Linked DNA regions of Homo sapiens: region 2 is linked to region 1. The links are chromatin loops, found by intact Hi-C in ENCODE. Cell type or tissue: Caco-2. All regions are shown on one strand. Links, peaks and the distances in the headings refer to the core of each region. The heading gives the core; the rest is flanking DNA. Region 1 has its middle 13 kb from the start of PCSEAT. Region 2 overlaps FAM3B (FAM3 metabolism regulating signaling molecule B).

The links. Peaks named below come from ENCODE experiments on the same cell type or tissue, not always from the same donor. Only the 100,000 strongest peaks of a DNase experiment are listed, where the experiment ranks them.
Region 2: a loop joins it to region 1, with 13 times the contacts of the local background. A loop is called at or near these places in 1 of 110 quality-filtered maps.

Annotation. Positions count from the first base shown.
Region 1 is chr21:41,591,390-41,595,779 of GRCh38, reverse strand. No RefSeq gene overlaps it. Among named protein-coding and RNA genes, the nearest start is that of PCSEAT, 13 kb to the right of the region's middle. In Caco-2, for the core only: no CTCF peak of the experiment used is centred there; DNase peaks (open chromatin) are centred at 1,809 and 2,399.
Region 2 is chr21:41,320,552-41,324,941 of GRCh38, reverse strand. FAM3B (FAM3 metabolism regulating signaling molecule B) reads right to left here. Exons shown (of 8, transcript NM_058186.4): 2 at 1,876-2,019. Among named protein-coding and RNA genes, the nearest start is that of FAM3B, 5.9 kb to the right of the region's middle. In Caco-2, for the core only: no CTCF peak of the experiment used is centred there; DNase peaks (open chromatin) are centred at 1,811, 2,151 and 2,551; H3K4me3 peaks cover 1,758 bases.

The DNA of each region.
Region 1 (4,390 bases), core at 221-4,220:
TCTTGCGATAGTTTACTGAGAATGATGATTTCCAATTTCATCCATGTCCCTACAAAGGAACATGAACTCATCATTTTTTATGACAAAACCTTTTTCAACAGTTGAGCTTTGCAGTGTTGGTGAGGTAGTACATGCTGTTGCCTGAATTTAAATTCCGGTTTGTTATTTTCATTATTTTTAGAGTTCCTCCTTGCTTTGATACAGCAAATTATTAGTAGTATTATTAATTTTATTTATTTATTTTTGAGATGGAGTTTCGCTCTTGTTGCCCAGGCTGGAGTGCAATGGCACGATCTCAGCTCACCGCAACCTCCGCCTCCTGGATTCAAGTGATTCTCCTGCCTCAGCCTCCCAGGTAGCTGGGATTACAGGCATATGCCACCACGCCTGGCTCATTTTGTATTTTTAGTAGAGACAGGGTTTCTCTATGTTGGTCAGGCTAGTCTCGAACTCCTGACCTCAGGTGATCCGCCCACCTAGGCCTCCCAAAGTGCTGGGATTACAGGCGTGAGCCACCTCACCTGACATATTTTTTATTTTACTTTAAGCTCTGGAATACATGTGCTGAATGCGCAAGTTTGTTACATAGGTATATGTGTTCCATGGTGCTTTGTTGCACCTAACATCCTGTCATCTAGGTTTTAAGCCCGCATGCATTAGGTATTTGTCCTAATGCTCTCCCTCTGCTTTACCCCCACCCCCCGACAGGCCTCGGTGTGTGATGATCCCCTTCCTGTGTCCACGTGTTCTCATTGTTCAACTCCCACTTAAGAGTGAGAACATGCAGTGTTTGGTTTTCGATATAGCAAATATATAGTGAAGCATTGTGCAAATGATCTCCAGGATTCACAGTAGGAGGACAATTGTGTCAGGGCCCGGAGCAGGATACCCCTAAATACAGCACTTTGGGATGCTGAGTATTTTAAGCTGGAGGAAGCTGGAAAACCACAGAAGTAGGAAGTTCTGTCCGTGACCTCCCTTCCTTCTCTCCTGAAGACTCTCATGTGACAGGTGTCCTGCCCCACATCCAGAGGAAAGGAATGAAGACCCAGAGACCCTGGAGATGAGTCTGAAGAAACAGGCCTTGCTAAGTTCCCTGTCGTTCATTATGATTAAATCATACCTTCTCTTGGTCCAATTACACTTTTACATGACTATCCCTTCTTCATTAAATCTAAGCATAAAAATACAGTTTTCCCTGTATTTTGGGCTCTCTATATCCGAAGACTCATGTGTTATGTAAAACTTCGGTTAAATACCTTTGTTATGCTTTTCTCTTGTTAATCCGTCTTTTGTGATGGGGTGTCAGCCATGAACTTGGCAATGGGTGAGGATAGTATTACTTTCACTCCCCTATCATTGCCGCCCTTGCAATTTGTTCTGCAAAGATGTCTATATCACAAACAAGGCTCATATATGAAAAAGGAGGATGCCAAGTTGTACCAACAACACGGCCACAAATTTATCAAAAGAATAAGGAAGTTTCCTTCCCCTACCCCAGCACTCAGCAGCACACACACTACAGAAAAAGGATTTAAAGAAATCACACCAACATCTCTACCGTGGTTCCCTAGGGAGCAGTAATATGTGTAACTTCTTTTCCTTCACTTTTTAGAGATTGTGACTTGCAGGGTGGATGAAATCCTTGAGGCTTGTCCTGTAGCACTGAGCAAAGACAACCCTTGCTCTATCTCAAACCTAGAACCATGAGCTTTGGAGCCCTTGGAAAGCACCCTGAGTCTCTTTTGTGTGAGCAAGCACTCTTATTTTTGCTGGTTTACTCTGGGAGGAGGGCGGCCAAGCGAACTTTCCCAAGGGCATACCTTCAAGTTTCCAAGCTACTTGAGTCTCAGGGTGAGCAAAGGCTTATCTAGGATTATTTACCCAGTAATAGAAATGGCCCTTTGAGAAGTCTTTCTACCGCGGTGTCAGCAGTAACCCTTAGTTAAAATGTAAATGATTAACACATTCTATGGAAAAGGACATAGAAAGCCCATTAATGCTATATCATAGGACCTACAGATATTATTTGCTGTTGCTTAATATACTTACAAAGTAAAAAGGCTATAAAAGTCCAGAGAGACATGCCAACAAATATCACATTTGCATTGCAGTTTTACAGATTAGATAGAAAGTAAATGGCATGGCTCATATTTCAAAGAGTTTCTTAACACCTATTGTCCACTTGACCAAGGAATGCTACCGACTTCAGCGGAAAGGTTCTTTCTGAGAACCGAAAAATCTGGTGCCAGCTAGACCCCTTCCCAAAGCCACACTAGAAGTCCCCTCTCGGTCCCATGGTGACTTTACAGAACTCGTTTTTCTGGAAGGAGGTTGCCACCTCCTTAGTCTTTGTGCTAATGATCAACCAGGTTAAGTATCGCAATGACGGGAACAGAATATTCCAAGGACATCATTGCCCTTCTCCAGTTGCTAGGCAACACCTCCTTCACCTGAGATAGACAAAACAGGTCAGGGGAGATACCAAAAAGAAGGCTTCTTATTTCAGGTCAGCCCCACTGCCCCTTAGAAGTGGACAGGACAGGCGAGCCTCTCTGGGGGCCACCTACTCAAGTGACATCGTTGTCCTCTCATCTCCAGAGTCCTGGATTCGATGGAATCGACAGTGAAGCCCCTGGGTGTGGCCGGTGTGTGTTACCAAGTGCAATCCCTGGAGAGGAATTCTGCTGCCATCCACTGTCTCTCATGCAGCTGCCACCTTGTGACTGCCGGGGACCTGGTTCAGATGCTGAGTGAGGGTTTATGGGCTCCATCAATGTACTGGATGACAACTTAAAAAAATATCACTCAACCACAGGAGAGGCTCATAATCCCCAGATTCAGCGATTGCAGTTTTTGGATATTTGCTGTCAGTGAAGTGGGATGCTGCAGCCCCTCCCAAGGCCTTTGAGGTCAATGGATAGCATTGTCTGGAAGAGTCTCCAGTGCGGATGCAATGAGGGAGATGGAAGATATGGTCGGCTTTCGGTGCCACATAGGCCTGGCTTTGCATACTATTTACTCATCGTGCAACCTCGGGCAGGTCAGCATTCAGAGACCCTATTTCTTCTTCTTTTGAAAAGTATGTACAGGCCGGGTGCGATGGCTCACGCCTGTGATCCCAGCACTTTGGGAGGCCAAGGCAGGTGGATCACCTGAGGTCAGGAGTTCGAGACCAGCCTAGCCAACATGGTGAAACACAGTCTCTACTAAAAATACAAAAATCAGCTGGGTGTGGTGGCAGGTGCCTGTAACCCCAGCTAATTGGGAGGGTGAGGCAGGAGAATCTCTTGAACCCAGGAGGCAGAGGTTGCAGTGAGCCAAAATTATGCCATTGCACTCCAACTGGGCAACAAGAGCAAGACTCCATCTTAAAAAAAAAAAAGAAAAAGAAAAGTATGTACATATTTTCTCCTAGGAATCAGCCCAACAGAAATGCTTGCACACAAATATATGAACAAGAGTGTTTTTGATGATGTTCTTTGTAATAGCAAGAACAACAGCAAAAGGAAACAAGATGAAGATCGTTAATAGAGGAATGATATTATTTTGGCATATCTGTATAGTGAAATAATACATGAGCATTAAAAAGAAAGAGGTAGAACTGTGTGTGCATGTGAGAAGAAGGGCAAGGTATTTTATAACATGGGCAAACTGATGAGGTATAAGCACATTATAAAAATCTATGTGTAGAGAAACATGTACCTATTACACTTACCTAATGTACATACTGTCAAGACTTATACACGTGTGAAACTCTAACAGCAGGTAACTGTGAACAGCAGTTCTCTAATACCTAATCTATGTTCCACCCGTTTTGCTTATATAAAATAAGACAGGGGGGCTGGGCGTGGTGGCTTACACCTGTAATCCCAGCACTTTGGAAGGCTGAGACGGGCAGATCACAGGATCAGGAGATCGAGACCATCCTGGCTAACACGGTGAAGCCCCATCTCTACTAAAAATACAAAAAATTAGCCAGGTGTGGTGGCACGCGCCTGTAGTACCAGATACTTGGGAGGCTGAGGCAGGAGAATCACTTGAACCTGAGAGGTAGAGGTTGCAGTGAGCCGAGATCACGCCACTGCACTCCAGCCTGGGCAACAGGCAAGCTCCATTTTGAAAAAAAAAAAAAAAAGACAGGGACAGGTGCTTTGGCTCAGGCCTCTAATTCCAGCACTTCGGGAGGCTGAGGTGGGAAGATCACTTAAGCCCAGGAGTTAGAGACCAGCCTGGGCAACATGCTGAGACCCTGTCTCTACAAAAACTTAAAAAATTAGCCGGGTGTGGTGGTGCAAACCTGTAATCCAAACAAGGCTCGAGGCTCATAGGAAGCAAGTGGATGGTGTATCTCCTCAGTTCTTTTTAATTTATAGCAATTCTCTCCCCA
Region 2 (4,390 bases), core at 154-4,153, 270 kb after region 1:
TTAGTAGAGACAGGGTTTCACCACGTTGGCCAAGCTGGTCTGGAACTCTTGACCTCAGGTGATGTGCCCGCCTCGGCCTCCCAAAGTGCTGCGATTATAGGTGTGAGCCACTGCGCCAGGCCCCAAATGCATATTTTTGTTCAACATACGCTGCACATTAATTTTCTTTGTTCAGTTTCCTAACATTATGATTTGGCTTTTAAGTTCTTCTCTAGTAGACTCTGAGGTTCTTAGAAGTAAAGGATGAACCTTAAAACACGTGCACTCAGACCACGGCCCAGAGAGGGATGCTGTTACTAAATATACCTGCTGAATTAATAAATAAATGGACTTTCACAGTAGGCATTTCCTTCGGCGATAATTCAGTCTGTCCCAGAATGTGTATTGTAAAATAAGATTGAAACCAGGAAGTAAAGAACATAGTGATCAGTGTGACTTACAGATAATCTATGTATAAAGCACAAGGACCTCGTTTTCCTTGTTTCTTCCCTGTTCCTGTGACTTTACTGGCCACTGGATGAATCCCTTTGGTCCTGGCCATACTCTCGCCCTTGTGTAACCACAGCCTGCCCAGCTGTGGCTGATCATGGCCTTGCAGGAATGAGGGCCTGGGGTATCAGAGCTTCTACTGTTTCAAGAGATGCTCTAACATGGAGTTTTATGGGAGATCTCTTGATTTTGAAATACTTGTCCATATTTTATGTGTTTTGCTTTTAGACAAATCTTGTCTCTGACAGGTCTGTCTCTGGGCCCCCAGTTTGCAACTCATGTGCTGTGGACTGAATGTGTCCCCCTGAAATTCATATGTTGGAACCTAATCCCCAGAGTGCTGGTGTTAGGAGGTGGGGCCTTTGGCAGATGAAGCCTTCAGGAATGGGAGTAGTGCCCTTATAAAAGGAGCTTCAGAGACCTCGTTTGCCAGAAGGAGCCATCCATGAAGCAGAATGCAGGTCTCCACCAGACATGAAATCTGCGGGTACCTTGATCTTGAACTTCCCAGCCTCCAACACTGTCAGAAATAAATGCGTTGTTTATAAGGCCCCCAGTCTATGGTGTTCTCTTACAGTAATCTGGGTAGACTAAGTCATGATGCTCCCAAACTGGCACACAGCCCTCAGAACCCAGCATGGCCCACTCCCTTGCTTCACTGAGATGCTTCTCAATTGTCACCTCCTTCTCAGAGGCTTTCCCCACCCATCCTCTCTCGAATCTCATTTGTTCATGCGTTAAGCTGTCACCTCCCCTCACTAGGGTATCAGTGCCAAAGGGGCAGGGACCTCGTGGGCTTGTCCTCCGTCTCTCCTTAGCTCCTGGACATGCCCAGCACACAGCAGGCTCTCAGAAAACCCACCTTGATTGTGGGGAAGGACAGAAAGCAGCCGCCCTACAGAGAGCTGGGCCTTTCCTAAGCTGATGGTTGAGGCCGTGTGTTCACCGACATACAATGTCTGCCCTTTCTTTCACATCTACTCAATTACTAGCTTTTGCTTCCCAAGACTTTACAGAAGATTTTCCAACAGCTCTTCAGTCCGACAGAAACCTTAAAATGATTCGGGATCTCAGAACCTGGACCCTCCTGTGCTTCCCAGGGGAGGAAGCCAAGATCTGGGCGGAAAGAGCACAGTTCAAGGTCTGGCTGCAGGTTTGTGCTGGTAACCAGAAGCCACACTGTTCTAGTCTCACATGGGGTCAGCAGCGGCACGTGCCTTGGAATGGCGTGGGACCTAAATGAGTAACTGCAAAATGCTTCTCTCCTCCTCCTTCCTGATATAAAGCCGTCAGGGCCCCCCAGCCTCCAGCTGGGACAGAAACCACCACTCCTCCCTCTGCACACAAGCCATGAAGGCAGCCGTCTGCCCCAAGCACGGCACTCACCTTTGAGGACAGGCCTCTCCCCGATGCTGCGGATGCTATAGGCAGCACTGGACAGGGGTGCATCTGGAATGAGCTCTGCGAGCAGGTACCCCGAATACCAGGCACACAAGGAGGCGAAGACCACGAACACCACCTTGAGCAGGCCTGCAGAGAGGACACCAAGCAGCTGCTGTGAACGACTTGGTGGCGGCCCTGGCCCTTGGCCCTCCCCATCCCCCCTGTGGCTTTTCATCCCGGCCCAGTGTCAGGGGACTGCGCTATAGGCACTGTGCTCCTGGGAGGAGGCTCCCAGGGTGGGAGGCGGTGTCAGGACCTTTGAAGTAGACAGTATCAGAGAATACAAACAAGACAGGAATGCTTTCCAGGGCAAGTTGTATTTGCTGTTGGTTTAGGTCTTAACTTAACCAACAAACGTCCTTGAACGTTTATGTCAAAGCAGCTAATCAAGCACCTTGTGAGCCAGCATGCCCAACGTGAACCTGAAAAAACAAAAGCGCCTCATTCCCTTTGTGAGACACAACTGGATTTGAGCACGCTCCTGCAATTACATTGAAACCTTCAGGGGTAAAGCTCTGTCTGTTTTGTTGATTTCCATATCACCAGCACTGGGAATAGTAGCCGATGCCCAGCAAGCATGCAACGTATTCCTGCTGGATCAAGGCCTGGCCCCGTAATACTGGGAAAAAGTCCCCAAACCTGTTCTATCATCCCGGATGTGCCTGCTGGGCCAGTCAAGGTTCCCAGTGACAGAAAGTCCGTGGAGATATCTTTCTGGTTGATTGGCAACAATATCTTACTTCTCTTGTTTGACATGAGTGGCACGATTTCCAAGGAAAAGGCATTGATCTCCTCCTGGGTCACCAGAGGCCTGGGGGGTGGCTCTCTGTCTTTTCATTGGCAACCCATGGCCAGGGCTTTTAGAGTTTGCTCCCTAAATATAGCATAGATCAGAACTTATTCAGCAGTTTGCTTACCCAGATTGCTACGATGCAGGGATAACCACAGGCCCTGAGTAGGATGGGTACTGGGGTATGTGCCCAGTGCATTTAAATATGTGCTAATAGGGACAGTCCTAAGAAGTAAGAGAAGGAGGGAAGGAGGGAGAGAGACAGGGAGGAAAGAAGGAAGGAAGTGAAGGGGAAATGAGGAAAGGAGGAAAAAGGAAAGGAAGAGAAGGGAATGTCAAGTCTGAAGGGCCTGACAATGGGCCCCACCCGGGGTGCAGTTCTGGACCTCAGCTTGACTTCCAGCACCTAGAGATCATCCTTCCTTTCTCAGGAGCGCAGCTGTCCCCGACCCATGCACCGGCTATGCTGCGCCAAGGCAGCGTGTGCTATTGCTTGGAGGCCCAGCGCTTCAGCAGAGGGAGCCATGGGGATAGAACGCGATGTTTCTGGTTAGCCTTGGGGTTTGGTTTTGTTTTGCTTTTTTGAGTGCATATTTCAACACCATTTTTAAATTTCGAATTTCCAAACTGCTAAGATTGTTAGACTAGTAAGCACAGGTGGTTTCCTCTGGGGAGAGGCCCAAGGCAGTGTGATCAGTGCAGTTTTCAGGACTGGAAGGTCATCTCAAAGCAGATAAACCAGACACAGAAAACAAAATGAGACAGGTGCAGGCTTGCAGGCCCCTCTCCCGCAGCTGCGCCAACGGTTGTGCTCAGCCACCTGCGGGCGCTGCACTCCCGGGCTCACTCCTCTGCAGGAGTGATCTCTGCCTAGAGGGTGCTCTCCCCTACACAGCCCAGCCACAGCGCCCACACAGACACCACAGATGCTTCCCTCCAGGGCCACCCAGCATGCCTGTGACACCGCGTGGGTCGCTGATTTTCCAGAAAATTCTGTTGGATGAACAGAGTGCAGAGTGGGCTAAGACAGCAGCAGAACACGTTCAAAGGAAAAGGCCGTGCCCTGTATTCTGTGCATGTGGGTCGTAGCTGGACTGTTTCATCCAAGTGTTGTATTTGGAGAAGGAAACTGGCTAACCAGACAATGTTCAGGGGCTCTTCTAGACAACACGCCACACCTGAGATCCTGAGCAACAAGCTGCTGTTTAGCTTGGAGAAGGCTGAAAAGGAACATTATTTACCTTTTGAATGTGTAACAAGCAGCTACATGAAGGAATAGGTAACGGTGGCCCCAGCTGAACAAAAACAAACATGTGGACACGACAGAGAAGAAAACGGAGAATAAATAAGCCAAGTGTCCTCACAAGAAGAAGGGTAGCCCATGGCGGGTCCTGATGCGGCAGGGAGCTCTCTTCCGGGACACTTTTCAGGACTCCCAGGAAGACTAGAGAGTATCTGTGCTTTGGGTGAGGGATGCATCCAATGACCTCTAGGCTGGGGACAATCTGGAGTGCAGCATGCAGCTGGCTGGGAGAAGCCATGATCTAGAGTCTGAACCACCTCCTGGGTGGGAGGCAGATCCAGCCGCCAGCACTGGGATCGGGACATCATCAGAAGATGGGTGATGAGCTGAACCAGCAGCCTGTGCTCAGGTCTAGCACAAAGTCA